Linked DNA regions of Mus musculus: region 2 is linked to region 1. The links are chromatin contacts, found by POLR2A ChIA-PET in ENCODE. All regions are on one chromosome and are shown on one strand. The core of a region is the stretch at or near the end of the contact, and the rest is flanking DNA. Distances in the headings are between cores, read along the strand shown.

What was found. ChIA-PET counts read pairs that join two places held with the same protein, here RNA polymerase II (POLR2A).
Region 2: POLR2A ChIA-PET joins it to region 1 with 19 read pairs in embryonic stem cell. The contact joins the enhancer-like site here to the promoter of Osbpl2 in region 1. POLR2A ChIA-PET finds 5 or more read pairs at or near these places in 3 of 5 experiments (Patski and embryonic stem cell).

The regions. Positions count from the first base shown.
Region 1 is chr2:180,116,660-180,124,263 of GRCm38, forward strand. Osbpl2 (oxysterol binding protein-like 2) reads left to right here and starts at 2,647. Exons shown (of 14, transcript NM_144500.4): 1 at 2,647-2,810.
Region 2 is chr2:180,230,659-180,238,262 of GRCm38, forward strand. No RefSeq gene overlaps it. Among named protein-coding and RNA genes, the nearest start is that of Lama5, 8.6 kb to the left of the region's middle. Within about 2 kb of position 4,398, at least 1 of the 3 ENCODE cell types and tissues checked has a DNase peak (open chromatin) inside an H3K27ac peak, as active enhancers do.

The DNA of each region.
Region 1 (7,604 bases), core at 1,397-3,896:
GCGCCAGCTGTGGTCAAGGGAGGCCTTGCGTGGGTCTTGCGAGACACAGGCAGATGGCCCACCCTTGAGGAAGGGGTAGTTCCCGCCCTAGTCAAGAAGACAGAGGGATTCTGTCAGGGAGCCTCTGGCCTCCATTCTAAGCCCTCAGAGTTGGCTTGACCTCCAGGATCTATCCTGTAATCTCCCACCTCCACTTAGCACTTGGGACTGGATGTATCCTTTATTTATACCATGTGGGGTGGGGCAGCACCCTCATGGCATCCCATTGTGTCCCAGGAGCTGTTCAGGAAGGAACACACTCCCCAAACAGTCCTTTGGCACTTCTCAGATGCTGAGAGCACTCAAAGCTACAGCTACTCAGGGGTCCTGTGACATGGAATCTGATCTTGTGGCCCTCAGCCATAGCCCCTTCAGGAAACTCAGGGCAGATCCTGGTCTGGAGTCTGGGCATAGCCAGACTGCTGGTCCATCAGACGTCTCTGTGCCTTGCCCTCTGGAGGCATTAACTGGGTTGAGACCCAGTCTGACATCCGTAAAGTGGGAGCAATGACATTCGTCTCCCTGGTCAGCTGCTGACATGGGGGAACTGGAAGGGACATGGACATAATGAAACACTTTGGGGGCATTTTGACTATCACTATCTGCACTGTCATGGCCGGGCGCAGAGCCAACTCTTCCTCTTTCTACACCCTACTAGTCCATCCTAGAGGACATTGCCACTCGGCGAAGATGGAGAGAGCCCCTCCCCTACTGACAGGGATGCTGAGCCACCCAGCCCTGCACCTGAGGCTGCTGAAAGGTGGCAGCAGCTCCTAAAGGGGGCAGAGAGCCAGGAGCAGTGTTAGGTACCTGTCAGCTCACCTTTTACCTAGAGGTAAAAGCGGAAGTGAGGAACTCAAGGCTCTCCTCAGCCACAGCTGGAAGACAGGTGGTTGGAATGCCACCCCGGCCCCAGGGTCAGCCCATCTACTACACAGCTTGAGTAGGGATGCCCAGCCCAACCTGGGTGGTTATTCTGCCCAGATGGCAGGGCCCTGTAGCTCAAAGTCCAAAAACAGGTTAGGTAAGCTGTGTCCCTCTGAGGCTTGTCTCTTGGAGAGGGGCTGATCTTGGAGATTTAGGTAAGGGTGTGGGTGGTGGTGGGTTTCTGAGCTAGTCTTGGCCAGGCCCCCAGAAAAACTGCAGAACCTGGTCAGTCTGACTATCTCCGTGGCAACCGGCTAGCTGTCCTTGTCCTGGCTGGGGGGCCAGCTGCCGCACCCTTCCATCAGCCCTCAGCGGGCTGGAGTTGCTTTCTTCAGAGGTAACCATGGCAACGCCTTTGTTTCGGAAGCCTGGCCCGCCTCCCTCTGTCTCTCTCTTTAGGAGCTGAGCGTGCAGGGGGCTCTTTTCCAGTCCCAGCACGTCTCTCCTGCGCCAGTGAGAAGGGGCCACCAGAAAGCCAGGCTGTCCCTGGGGTGGGAGCTAGAGAGGCAGACAGGGTCTGCTGGGCCACTCCGTGTTTGCAGAGGACTTGAGTATCTGCAGAGTGGGCCACAGAGGCGGGGGGGGGGGGGGACGGGACACGACACGGACCTGTGTGTGAGTGTGAGCACCACCTTACTGGAGGAAGAAGTGTGGCCTTGGAGAAGAATCCTTCATTATGTGCTGAAGAAGGTTCATGGGGGGCATTTAGAACCCCTTTGCTAAAGCCTCAGACTGGCTTAGCAAAAAACCCAAGTAATTACTCAAGTAACTGGAAAGCCTTGGACTGATGTCAGGTGCAGCTGGCCCTGGATGACCTGGGGGACTTGGTTCCTCCTTGGTTTCCTGCTTTCAAACGACCTATAGCGGCCCTCACCTCACTTGCTTCTGGGTAGGTTTGTGAAAGACAAGAGACATCTAACTTGCTTCCCTCAGGTTTGACACTGAGCTGAACCTCCTGGCTAGGATCGGACCACAAGTCCCATACCTTTGCAATTCCTGTGCCCTGCAAAGTCCTATGCAAGTCAGTAGCCATCTTGATTCATGTCACTTCACCTTTCTCAAACCAGACCCCACATTCCAATGTGATGAGGAGGCTGGGGAACCCTGGCTACAGAGAAAACTGAGTGTTCAGAGAGGTCAGATAGCTTTTCTGAGGCCAAACAGGCTGCAGGCGTGTCCCCAGAGATTCTGAGTTTAACCAGGAGCCACTGCAGACCACAGGGCGCCTAAGGGTGTTAAACAGGATGAACCGGCCAGGGAGGCCACTGGAGGGGTAAACTGGCCCCAGGGTATGTTAAGTCACGATTGGCGCGCAAAGGCCGGCGGCCACATTTGCCATTTGTTCATACCCCAGCAACCGTGAGAAGCGTCTGCGGGGTCGGGAGCCAAAGGGTGGGTCTAGCCCAGCGCCAGCCTGGGATCGTTCACGCCCAGCCACCTGACTCACTGTTTGTAAACTAGCCTCTCCCAAGGTCACTCCCCTTCCTCCTGCCTCCCCTTCCTTCTAGCTCCAGTATCTGCATAAACCCACCTTCTCCAAGGGGTGATTGGCTGGGCGCGCCGCCACTCCCCCGTGTGAGCCGGATTATGATAGGGCCGAGGGAGAAGCTGTCCGGAGAACGTGATCGGCATGGTTCCGCCCCCGGCGCGGCCTGCGGGCCGAGCGTTGATTGGCCAGGCGGCGGCTGACGGACGGCGCGGGGCGCGGCGAGCGGCGAGCAGCACGGCGGGCTGTAGGTCGGAGAGGCGCGGGCCGCACTTCCGCTTGGGTGTCAGAGGGTTGCCGGCTGCGGTCGGGGGCGGGGCGGCCGTGGGGTCGGCGACTCCGCGGGGACCGCGTTCGGGTGAGTGGGCTGCAGCGGGGCGGGCGCGCGGGGACGGGTCTCGGGGAGGCCCATTTGCCACCTAGGCCGCGGCTGGGCTCGGGCTGGAGAGTCGCGGCGCTAGGCCGCCGGGAGTGTGGACGACCGCGGGAGGGACGGGGCCCCGTGGGGCTCCAGCGAGGTCCGCGGTCGCACGCGAGGGACTCCGGCGTTCTCCCTTTGCTGGGCGAGCCGCGCATCCCCTCGGGGCGCGCGGGGAACTTGGTGCCCGCGTGGCCTCAGGTCCGAGGGCCTATGTCTCCACAGCAGAGTCGGAGCGCGCCTTCAGACCTGCACCAGCGAGGCAGCCAGGGCTGTCCGCGCTGAGTGCGGTTGGTGGGCCCCGCGTGGAGGCGGAGGCACCGGCGGCGGCGCTCTGTCCCCCTTGCTCCTCCGAGACGCTGCGGCCGAGTGGGGCGCCTCAGTCTTGAGAGTTGGACAAGCTTTTGAGTTATGTTCTTGTGGGTCGGCCTTTGCACATCTGGATCAGTGGTTCTGTGGGGCTCTGCACACACTCGGAGGAGGCCTTCGTGTAGGCTAGGCTCCATATTGTCAGAGATGTTGATGGGACAGCTCCTGAGTGGGAGCCTCAGGGATGGGGAACTGCTGACCCTTTCTGCAGAGAGCCTGGACCCTGCTAACTGTCACCTGTCATCTCTCCCACCTTCACTTCTTGCTTGTGGCATGTGACATCTGGTGTACCAGTAAGAGATACATATGGGTCAGTCGTCTGCAGTGGGCTCTGACAAGCAACAGGTGCTCCAAAGTGTTAGTTCACTGATGTGAGTAAGGAAACAGGAACATTTGAGTGGACACATTGTCCGTCGCCTCCCATTGCCTCTGATGGTGCCAACTAAAGGGTGACAATGAGGAAATGGGTGGCTGCATGTCCTCCATAGAATCTACCTTCCTGTTTGCCCCAGGTACTGTCTGGTAATAACAACTCTTATCTCAGGGGACGCTAATTTTGAGCAATTATTTGCTCTAGATCATTAGAAGCATGAGTCTTACAGCAGTCACTAACATTACCTTTATTCCCAAGGAAAAGAGAGCTCAAGTAGCTTACTTCAGAGCACCTAGTAGCAAATTAAGTAACAAAGGTACCGAAACCCAGACTTCCTTTTTCTCTCTCTCTTTTTTTTTTTTTTTTTTTTTTTGTTGTTGGTAAGGATGAGCATGGCCTTATGCCCGTTGAGATAAGAAAGCAGCCTCTTTATCCCCAGCTTTACTTTTTGATATTGTAATATAATTACATCATTTCCTCCAATCCCCTAGTAGTTCCTCTGCTCTCTTCTGTGGCCTCTACTTTTTGGATTATTGTTACATATGTATATGTGTGTATGTATTATGTATCCTTAAATGCATGAGTTGTACCTGCTCAGTTTGTGTAATGTTACTTGTACTTATATGCTTCCAGGGCTGATCATTTAGTATTGGATACCAGTTTGTGTGTTCTTTACACTCATTTTGTTACTTTTGAGGAGGATCTGATGTAACTGGGTAGGCTCAAATGTAATTGAGCATGACCTTGAATTTCTGGTCCTCCGTGTTCTGGATTACAGGTATGCATCATAGCCCTGGTGAGTTCATATTCTTTTTGTTGTTTTGTTTTTGAGACAGGGTTCCACTGTGTAACACTGGCTGGCCTGAAACTTGATTTTGTAGATCATACTGACCTCCAACTCAACGATCTGCCTGCCTCTGCCTTCTACTTGGTGGACATTTGAGGCCAGCCTGGTCTACATAATGAGTTCCAGGATAGCCAGGGCTACATAGAGCAACCCTGACTTGAAAAGCAAAAAACAAACAAAAAAATGCTAAGTGAAAAAAATTTTTTTCTGCTTTGACACAGGACCTTACTCTGTAGTCCAAACTGTCTAGACCCACCCCCAGTCCATCTACTTCAGCTGGGATTATAAAAACCTTATATGAAAGTTAGGCTGGGTGTGGTGGAACACACCTTTAACACTCAAGAGGCAGAACCAGGTGTATCTCTACAAGTTTAAGATCTGTCTAGTCTACATAGTGAATTCCAGAACAGTCAGGGCTATGTGGACAGACCCTGTCTCAAAAATACCCTCTCCCTAAAACATACTACATAGATATATGTATATATATATGTGTGTGTGTGTGTGTGTGTGTGTATATATGTATATGCACACACACATACACACACATAGGGAAGGGAGAAAAAAGAAAGTTAGTATGGAGTTCTGTTTAAGAATGTGTGTTAAGAATTTAACGATGCATAGTGACATATGCCCTTTAATCCCAGCATTCAAACAACAGATTGCCCTCTCACAAAAAGGATGGAAACTCACAGGCAAGATACATAGCTCACTGGGGAGAGGCATTTTCTGCCAAGCCTGATAACTTAAGGTGGATCCTGGGTACCTGTAAGGTAGAAATCCTGAACTATCTCCCAGGTTGTCCCCTGACCTCAACATGGACACTATGACTTGTGTACATACACATATGTATACACCCATGCACATACACACATGCACATACACACATACACAAAATAAAAAAAAATAAATTCTGGTTTCTTTTTGAGACAGGGTTTCTTTGTGTAGCCATGGCTATCCTGGAACTAGCTGTGTAGTCTAGGCTAGCTTCAAACTCACAGAGATTGCCTGCCTTTGTCTCCCAAGTGCTGGAATTAAAGGCCTATGCTACCACTACCCAGCTAAAATAAAATTCTCAAGTATAAGTTTAATAGGAATCTATAATAAAGGACTGGAGATATGGCTCAGCAGTTAAGAGCACTGATTGTTCTTCCAGAGGTCCTGAGTTCAATTCCCAGCAACCACATGATGACTTACAACCATCTATCTGTAATGGGATCTGATGTCCTCTTCTGTTGAAGAGTGTCTTCTAGTGTCTGAAGACAGCTACAGTATACTCATATACATAAAATAAATAAATCTTTTTTTTAAAGATTTATTTATTATTATATCTAAGTACACTGTAGCTGTCTTCAGATGCACCAGAAGAGGGTGTCAGATCTCATTACAGATGGTTGTGAACCACCATGTGGTTGCTGGGATTTGAACTCAGGACCTTTGGAAGAGCAGTCGGTGCTCTTAACCACTGAGCCATCTCGTCAGCCCAAAATAAATAAATCTTAAGAAAAAAAGAGAATGGCAGACTTGAGGAGGTAAGACAAGAGAAGGTAACAAGGGGGGTGAATCTGATCAAAATACACTATATAACGTGTATGAAAATGTCAGTGAAACCTATTATTTTGTGTTGTTAATATATGCTAAAAAAAACTTTTTGTTATTTTTTGAGAGAGGGACTTATATTGTAGCCCTCGTGGGCCTAGAACTCACTGTGTAGATCAGGCTGGCCTTGAATTCAGATATTTGCCTGCCTCTCAGAATGTTAAGATTAAAGGTACACACCGACACCCAGCTTCATTTTTTTTAAAAACATGTTAATATTGCCAGGCATGGTGTTAAACACCTTTTTAATTCCAGCACTTGGGAGGCAGAGGCAGAGGCAGGTGGATCTTTGTGAGTTGGAGGCCAGCCTGGTCTACAGAGCAAGTTCAGCCAGAGCTACACAAAGAAACCCTATCTCAAACAAACAAACAAAGCCATTGAACTTTGATCCTCCTGTCAAACACTTCTGGAAATGCTATGAGATCTCCTGGTTTATAATGGTAATTGAAAATATAATACTCCATTTTTTAAGGATTTAATGTGTGTGTATATCTCTGTCTGTCTGTCTGTCTGTCTTATGTGTGTACCTATTTCATTACCAGTGGAAGACGGAAGAGGCATTAAATCCCCCTGGAGCTGCTGGTGGTTGCTAGAGACAGAACTCAGGTCCTCTGTAAGAGCAGCAAGAACCCTTAACCACCACCATTCTTTAGGCTTTGTCATTCCTTTTTTGATTAGAACATTTTTGGTGCCTTTTATTCTCCTGTGCTGCGTAAAATGGAGTTGACTGCATCTTGGAGATTATTTCTCTGATGGACAGACAGCGTTGTTATGCTGTAGCCAGGTATCTGGTGTGCCTTTGGGTAGAAGTTGTGTGACAGCTCTCACAGTGGTTGACGTGGTGGTGTGGGGTTAATGGAAGGCTGTGGTAGGTTCCTGGGTCCTGGCTGGTCTCTGGGCTTTTGACAGGAGCAGTCACTATTTTCTCTTGCCTTCTGTGCCTTTGCCTGAAAAATGTGTTACTGAGAGGAATTAGGTAAAATATAGCTATATGCATGTGGTGACACCCTTGGCTTTTCCACCTTCAAGGTGAGACAGGCATGTAGGAATGATACCACACATGACATACTGCGGTTGGAGAGGTCAGAGAGCCTTTGCCAAGCAGATCTGTGCTCTGGAATGCATTGCTGTGGAATGAAGGCCATCAAGTGTGTGTCCTATACTTATAAAAACATCCTGAACACCTCAGGGTATGGTTACTCTGACTTGCTGTGAGCCTCTGAGGTAGCAGTGAGAGTGTAAGTCAGTGTCTCCTTGGCATCACCTGATTCCATTTGGATGTGGACATCTGATGTACTGTTTAGCACTAATTTTCCCGTGCAGGGTTTAGTCCAAAACTCAGTCAGTATTTGAACACAACTGTTAAGCGTTTCAATCATGGGACAGTGAAATGGCTTAGAGGGTAAAAGCATCTGCCAGAGAGCCCAGGGCCTGAGGACAATCCCACAACCCATGAAACAGTGGGCCGACTGAACTGACTCCACAGAGCTGTCCTTGGGCCTTTACATGTGCCCTGTTGCATGTGTGTTTCCCCCATAATAATAAATAA
Region 2 (7,604 bases), core at 3,148-5,647, 120 kb after region 1:
AGGTGGGGGTGAGGGCCTGAGAGAAGTGCCCACAGGCGGCCTTATATGGCCAGGAGGCTTATGCTCAGGAGGAATGCTCTCCTGAGGGCAGAGCCTGACTCCAGCAGGGGCAAGGCTTCCTGAGCTGTCAGGACGCTTCCCACGGACCCTGGTGTCCTGGCAGTAGCCCAGCAGGGGAGCCACCCAACAGGACTTGGGAGGATGGGGTCCTCAAATTCAAACTGTGCCAGATTTTCTGCACTGGCAAAAACACAACTGGAGGGCAGCCTACCCCGTCTCACACCCATCAGACAATTCTTTGCCTGGGCCCAGCAGCCTCTGCTCTTTGCCAAGAGCAGCCCCTCTGCCCACCTGCTCCCTCCACCTCTCCTAACCCTCCTCACTCACGTCTCTCTGACTCTCTGGGTTGCTTTCTCAGGCTGCTTTCTGCCTCTCTCTGTCTCTACTTCCATCTTTGTCTATTTCTCTGTCTCTATTACAGTTTCTGTTTCTCTCTGTTTTTGTTTCTTTGTCTCCATGTATCTGTTTGTCTCTCTCTCCATCTCTCTCCAACCCCCTGACCAGTGCTGCCCTAGACCTGCCAAACTCAGCAGCAGGGTCTGGTGTGGCCTTGGAAGGGCTGGGTTGGGCAATGGGACAGTTGCAAGACACAAACACCCTGGGCCCTGAAGCTGACAGGCCTTAGTTCTGTAGCTGCCATAGGGCTGACCTTCTAGAATCTTTTCAGGCCTACAAGTGCACCTGCCCTGCCCTCAGGTCTCCACACTTCAGGGGCTGGTCATGCCAGGACACCAAGATCTTGCCTCACACTGGCACAGATGGATCTAAGCCTGATTCTTATTCACAGTGATCATGGGACATTGCATTATCAGTTAGGTGGCCCCAGACCTTCTTTCACCACTGACGTGCTGTGCTGCCTCAGCTCAGGGAGGACAGTGAGCTGCCCCTGGGAGTTTGCGGTGCTGCTGTATGTCTCCTGTGGTCCCTAAGAAGCCTTTAGCACAGTTTGTAGGAACTAATACCAACATCAGTGGGAAGCAAGTAACAGCCTGAGGTGTGAGAGCCATTAGAAGTGGCAATGTGAACCGGGGCTCACAAAGTCTGAACTGACAATCAGGGAGCCTGCATGGGTCTGACCTAGGTCCTCTGCATATATGTTAAGGTTGTGTAGCTTGGTGTTCTTGTGGGACTCTTAACAGTGGGAGTAGGGGTGCTGTCTCTGTCTCTTTTGCCTGATTTTGGGACCCTTTCCTCCTACTGGGTTGCTTTGTTTAGTCTTAGTGTGAGGTGATGTGCCTGGTATTATTGAAACTTGATACGCCATGTTTGATTGCCATCTCTAGGAAACCTGCCCTTTTCTGAAGAGAAACAGAGAAGGGGTGGATCTAGGGAAGAGGGGAGGTGGAGGAGGGACTGGGAAGAGAGGAAGGAGGGAAAACTGTGGTCAGGATGGAATATATAAGGAGAATAAATTTAAAAAGAAAAAAAATAAATTAAAAAAGAAGTGACTAGCCGGGCAGTGGTGGTTCACGCCTTTAATCCCAGCACTTGGGAGGCAGAGGCAGAGACAGGCAGAGTGAGTTCCAGGACAGCCAGGGCTACACAGAGAAACCCTGTCTCGAAAAAACAAAAAGAAGAAGGAGGAGGAGGAGGAGGAGGAGGAGGAGGAGGAGGAGGAGGCAAAGAAGAAGAAGAAGAAGAAGAAGAAGAAGAGGAGGAGGAGGAGGAGGAGGAGGGAGAGGAGGAGGGAGGGGGAGGAGGAGGAGGGAGAGGAGGAGGAGGGAGAGGAGGAGGGAGGGGGAGGAGGGGGAGGAGGAGACTGTGCCTGGTGGCAGCAGTGCACGCCTTTACCTGGTCTACAGAGTGTACAGAGTGCATTTTAGTATAGCCAGGGCTCACATGGCGTTGAGGCACACATCGGGGCTGAGGGGGCAGGTGTGACCACCATTATACAAAATCCAGATCAGTTTGAGGCCCTGACATAGACTGGAAAACACAGCCAAACTCTGACTCTTGCCTGGGTGGCAAGCTCCTCCGCAAGGGCATAGTGTGTCTGATAAGGGTCTCCTGACTTAAAGGGCGGCAGCACTTTAGAAGACTTGCTGTGCAAGGTTAGCAGGCTGAGACCACTGGCCACAGTGGCTGAGTCATGGGTGTATCCAAGAAGAATGCGGAGGCTTTTCTTGTTAATAAACACTTTATATATCTACATTAAAAATCCAAACCGTAACAAGAGAGAACAGATGACTCTGGTTCACTCAGCCCTGCACACAGGAGCCCCGTGAGGCCGGATGGGTCTGTGAGCCTCAGCACACAGATCAGACTGGCCACATGACCTGTCCATTCCACTGTCTCTCTCACGCTGACCTGGAGGCCAGCCCCTCCCTCCTGTGCAGGGCCTGGAGTCTCTAAGATGGAGACAGAGCAAGCTGGTGAAGGACTTGATGCTCACACGACATCTTCATCGTGGCCACCTGAGGCCTACAGGGATGGTCTTCACTCTATGGCCCCTGAGTGAACCACGGGAGTGATAAGGAGGGGCACACACAGCTGAGGAGCAATGATGTCGACAGACTGGTGACAGTGCTAGAATTAAACATAGTCACACTTGACCCTGTGGGGACTACCAGACAACCTGTGAGTCACAGGATGCTCTGTACTTATGTCTACAGCAGCAGCAGCAATCCCCACTGCTGAGAGGAGGAGAGGACCCAATGGCTGTCAGCCATGACCAACACAGGAGAGTGGCTCCTGCAGTCTGAGAGAAAGACTTGCACTTCCACCTACTTGCCTTCCAGACCTTGAAGCCTGGCTCTTTAAAGAGGCCGCCCAGAGTTAGAGGTGGACAGCTCAGGACATGCTGTGGCCATGGCCCTCCTGATTTCAACATGAAGCTCAATTATGCAAGATCAAAGATTGGATCTAGTCTTGGAGGCAACTGGGGACCCTGGAGGCAGGGTGGGTGCCTGAGGCCTAACAGGCTGCTGGTAAAAGCAGGGCCACATCCTGGCAACTGTGACCACACAGACTTCTGACAGCAGCTGGGCCCTGTCAACCCACACTAGGAGGCCTGTATCCATGTTTAGGTTTGCAGTGAGCCCAGGGCATCTGACCCTCAAGTGGGCACGGCCTGAAGAGACACCACGGGATCCCCAGGAGCTAGGGGTCCTCCCTGACTTGACTTCAGTTGGGCCACCAACCCAGCCTCCTGTGGAGACTAGAATCCAGATGGAAGGACACCCATCCCATCCCATCTCATACACAGGGGCCTGGCACATGTCTTCTTGGGGTCTGTAGCAGCTAAAACTACAAAGTGATACCCAGATACTGTTATTGACATTTTTAAAAAAAAGATTGATTCATTCATTCATTCATTCATTTTATGTGTTTGAGTACACTGTAGCTGTCTCAGACACACCAGAAGAGAGTATCAATTCCCATTACAGATGGTTGTGAGCCACCATGTGGTTGCTGGGAATTGAACTCAGGACCTCTGGAAGAGTAGTCAGTGCTCTTAACCGCTGAGCCATCTCTCCAGCCCCTGTCATTGACTGTTGTCCCACTTATTTAGTAAAAGCTTGGGGAAATCCGGTGTGGGCAGAAACTTTAGAAAGAACTTGGGGTGTCCAGCTCAGGCAGGGAGACGTTACCACAGCTGGATCCTACAGGCCATCTCTGGCCAGGCTGAGTAGCCCTCAGTTCAGGCCAGGCTATCTGGGAACATGGGTTAGCCTGTGAGGAGGTCACACCTGGAAACGTAGCTATCCCCTTACTTGTGTGGAACGGGGAGAGCTAAGATGGAGGCTCTGCCCCAGCTCTGTTTGCCCCAAGTTTCAACATTAGCAAAAATATTTGTCCTATGACTCTTGTGTGGAAATACATTTCCAGGGAATGTAAACACATGGAGACCGAGAGGCTCCCGCTGGCTGAGGGTGTGCGGGCGGATGGGTGGGGGCGTCCCACTGTAAACGCAGGATTATTCTTTCCAGGGGTCTGTATGTCCCAGCTGAGGGACTGCTCCTGTCCTCTGAGGGCTTCCTCTCAGCTGAGGGGGGGGGGGGGTAGGGAGAACCACTGTGAGGTCTCCTAGTTGATCCTAACTCTACTACGCCTTGCTGTGCTATCGGGCTAACATGGCCGCCCCTGGGACCTTTGGACACAGTGATGGACTGTGTTCCACCTTTGTCTCCATCTGTCTTGGGCCCTCTGGCCTAGTCCCTGAGCCACCTCTGTGCATGGAGCCAGGGGCCACTTACTAGCCTCAGCAGGGTTGCATTCGGTCCAATGGGACACTGTCACCTGGAGTAAGCTGCTCTAAAACCCGTTTCACAGAGAACAGACCACAGCGGAGAGACCATTTATGGACTGCTGCAGATGGCCATGTGACCCCAGACACCAGTGACTCTGTTCTCCCCACCCACCCCAACTTCCGCTCCACCCTGCGCACCAGGTTGGAAAAGGTCTGACCTAGTAGCTTGGCCTCTTTCCAGTCCTTTAGGCAGGGCGGGGACCCCTGCTGTCCTCAGCAAAGCTCAGCCCAGCTCCACTGAGCTGAGTCTGGGAGGAGGTTATCTGGGTCCCTCCTGATGCTGGAGCAGGCTGTGGGCCCCTGTCTCCACCAGGAATGCACAGAGCTCCCGCCCCTGCCCACCCAGGTGGAGGAATGCAGTGGGCCTCTTTCTGGAATTCCCCCAGGCCTGGCACCACTGGCAGCTGAGCTCTGTCTCTGCACAATGGCACCAGCGCTCTCAGGTCTGCTGGCTTGGAAAACGGGAGTCCTCTGCTCTAAGAGTGCTTCCCTAGCAAGCCAGCATGTAGCTCCTCTTTGGAACCACAGCTCTTTAAAACCCCACCACCACCCACTGCTGGGCTATGACTTTAACTCAGCGGTTCTCGATCTGTGGGTTGAAACCCCTTTGGGGCCGCAAATCAGATATCAGATGTTTACATTACAATCATAACAGTAGCAAAGTTACAGTTATGAAGTAGCAATTGTGTGGTTGGGCTCACCACGGCATGAGGAACTGCATTAGAGGGTCCCAGCATTAGGGAGTTTGGGAACGAACCATAGCTTTAACTCAATAGTAACTGTTGACTCCTAATTCAGGGTACCCAGAGTTCCAACCCCAGCACCACCAAAATAAAACCAAAACCTGTCCAGTAAACTTTGTTAACTGATAGGGCTGGTTATAGATCCATAGTTTGTGTTCTATGCCCTGTGGCTCCGAGCAGCCACCATGGCCTCTACACAAGAGCCCTTTACTTGCCCCAAGTTGTGACTCCACGTTGCCACTTGTCCTGTGGGGAACCTCTGTGACTCTCCTGCCCTGCCCCTCACAGGCCTGAACAAACAGATACTGTTGCGTACTGGTGGAATGAACAACCCACAGAGTAGTGGAAACTATGGCTCAGGTGTCCCCTGGAACTGGAGCTAGGGATGGTGGCCAGACAGCAGGGTCTACACAGAATCCCGGCCAGGGAGATGGTGAGATAGGAGTGGGTCTGCAGGCTCAAGTCAAACTCAACCCAGCTTCTTGGCCAGGCTTAGGGCAGGGCAGGTCAGGGAATTGCTATCCAATCTTTATTATACAGTGAAGAACAGTGTCCAGTGGCTCTGTGGCCATGAGGTTCTCACAAAGGGAGTAGACAAAGTCCCTACAGGGGCCAGCAGCCCAGGGAGAAGCATAAGGTGATGGAGACCCCAAGCAAGGGGGTTCCCAGATAGATGCCTTTATGGACCAGGTTCTGGCTGCAGCTGCACAGCCAGGTTGTACCGCAGAAGTAGAGCTGAAGTACCTGCCATCCCTGCTGCAGGCAGCCTCAGGAGGGCACAGCACAGGAGAGTTTCAAACCTTCCTTCAGGACCTTGACTCTCTGGGAGTTTTTCCTTGAGTTCTGAGAACATTCCAGAGGGACCTATAAAGTTGGTGGAAGAAAGAAAAGCCTCCAGGAAATATGGCATCAGGCTCAGAGAGGCAAGCCCAGGCAACTCACCTGGGCAGGAATTTGGATTCTGTCCCTTTCCATCAGCCAACCTTAGCCTTGGGGCTTGTTTTGACAGCCACCAACACACCCAGATGGCAGTTCCTCTTTGATAGACTGAAGCCCTGGAGAGGTGGGTGCGGTTCCTCTGCAGTCCACCCAGGCTCCCTAGCTGGGAACCTCTTCTCATCTGGAAGGTGAAGTTCCCCGGATTCTGAATCCCCCCCCCCCCCCCCCCCCCCGTTAACACTGCTGTAGGCTAAGCAGTGCCTGGGCCCTCAGTTTCCTAGCTTCTGACTCTGAAGGAATGACTTCCACTTAGCCTCATTTTATTTTCCTGATCTGTACAATGGGATCTGCCTGATACTTTCTCTGGTGTGCTAGGAAAGAATATTCTCAGGGTGATACAGTGTCACATGGAGAGAAAGTAAGGTGCCTTTTGAGATAAGGGTGTGCTGTGCCACTAGCCAATCCCGGCTGGCAAGCTCACTGGGGCTGGGAGTTCACTTCGACTTTAAGGTGGGTGGTGACTATGGCTCATTTTATGGGTTTGACCTCACAATCTAACTCAACTGGCTAGTTCATACTGGACAGGACAGGGAGGGTGGCAGTCTCAGAAATATTTAGGGTTGAGCAAACAGGAATGACAAAAAGGTTTTACTAGGCGGAGCATGTTTATGGAGTACTGGCCCTGGGATGTCTAGCCATCTTTCACAGAAAGCAAAAACAAAAACTGGAGAGATGGTTCAGCAGTTAAGAGCACGGTTACTCTTCCAGAAGACCCAGGTTCCGACACACACAGGATGGCTCACAACCATCTAGAATTATCCCCAGGGGACCCGGTGCTGTCTTCCGGCCTCTGCAGGAGCCTCATGACCTGTGCATTTGCACAGACAGAACATCCACACACATAAAATAAAGATAAAGGCTAAAAAACAAACAACAAACCCTTTTCTCTTGGAACCACCACAGGACCTCTCCTAGGTGCCCAGCTAGGGTCAAGACGCCATGTGTAGGCCCATACATATCAGAACACTGGTGTTAGAGACAAGGCTGGGCTCACAAATCAAGAAACCACTACTGAAAAGAACACGTGGAGCCTGGCATGAAGGCACACCTTTCAACCCAGCACTAGGAAGGCAGCTGTAGTTGGAATTCAAGGTCAACCTGGTCTATACTGACTGAGTTCCCGGACGCCCAGGACTACACAGAGAGATCTTATCTCCAAAAAACAAAATAACTAGCTGGGTGTGGTGGCCCGCGCCTTTATTCCCAGCACTTGGGAGGCAGAGGCAGGTGGATTTCTGAGTTCAAGGCCAGCCTGGTCTACAGAGTGAGTTCCAAGACAGCCAGGACTATACAGAGAAACCCTGTCTCAAACAAACAAACAAACAAACAAACAAACAAACAAACCAAAAAACAAAATAAATTGAAAGTGGCTTGACAAAGCACAGCTGCGTGGGTAGTTGCCAAGATCTGGAAGCCAAGCACAAGCAGCCACCAATGGTGTCAGCCTTTCTTCCTTAACTCAAAGGGCACTTGGCCATGCCTCACTGGCTGAATTCAACATCACAATTTAGACCTGATTGGCTGGTTTGAAATCTAGGAACAAAATAAATCAA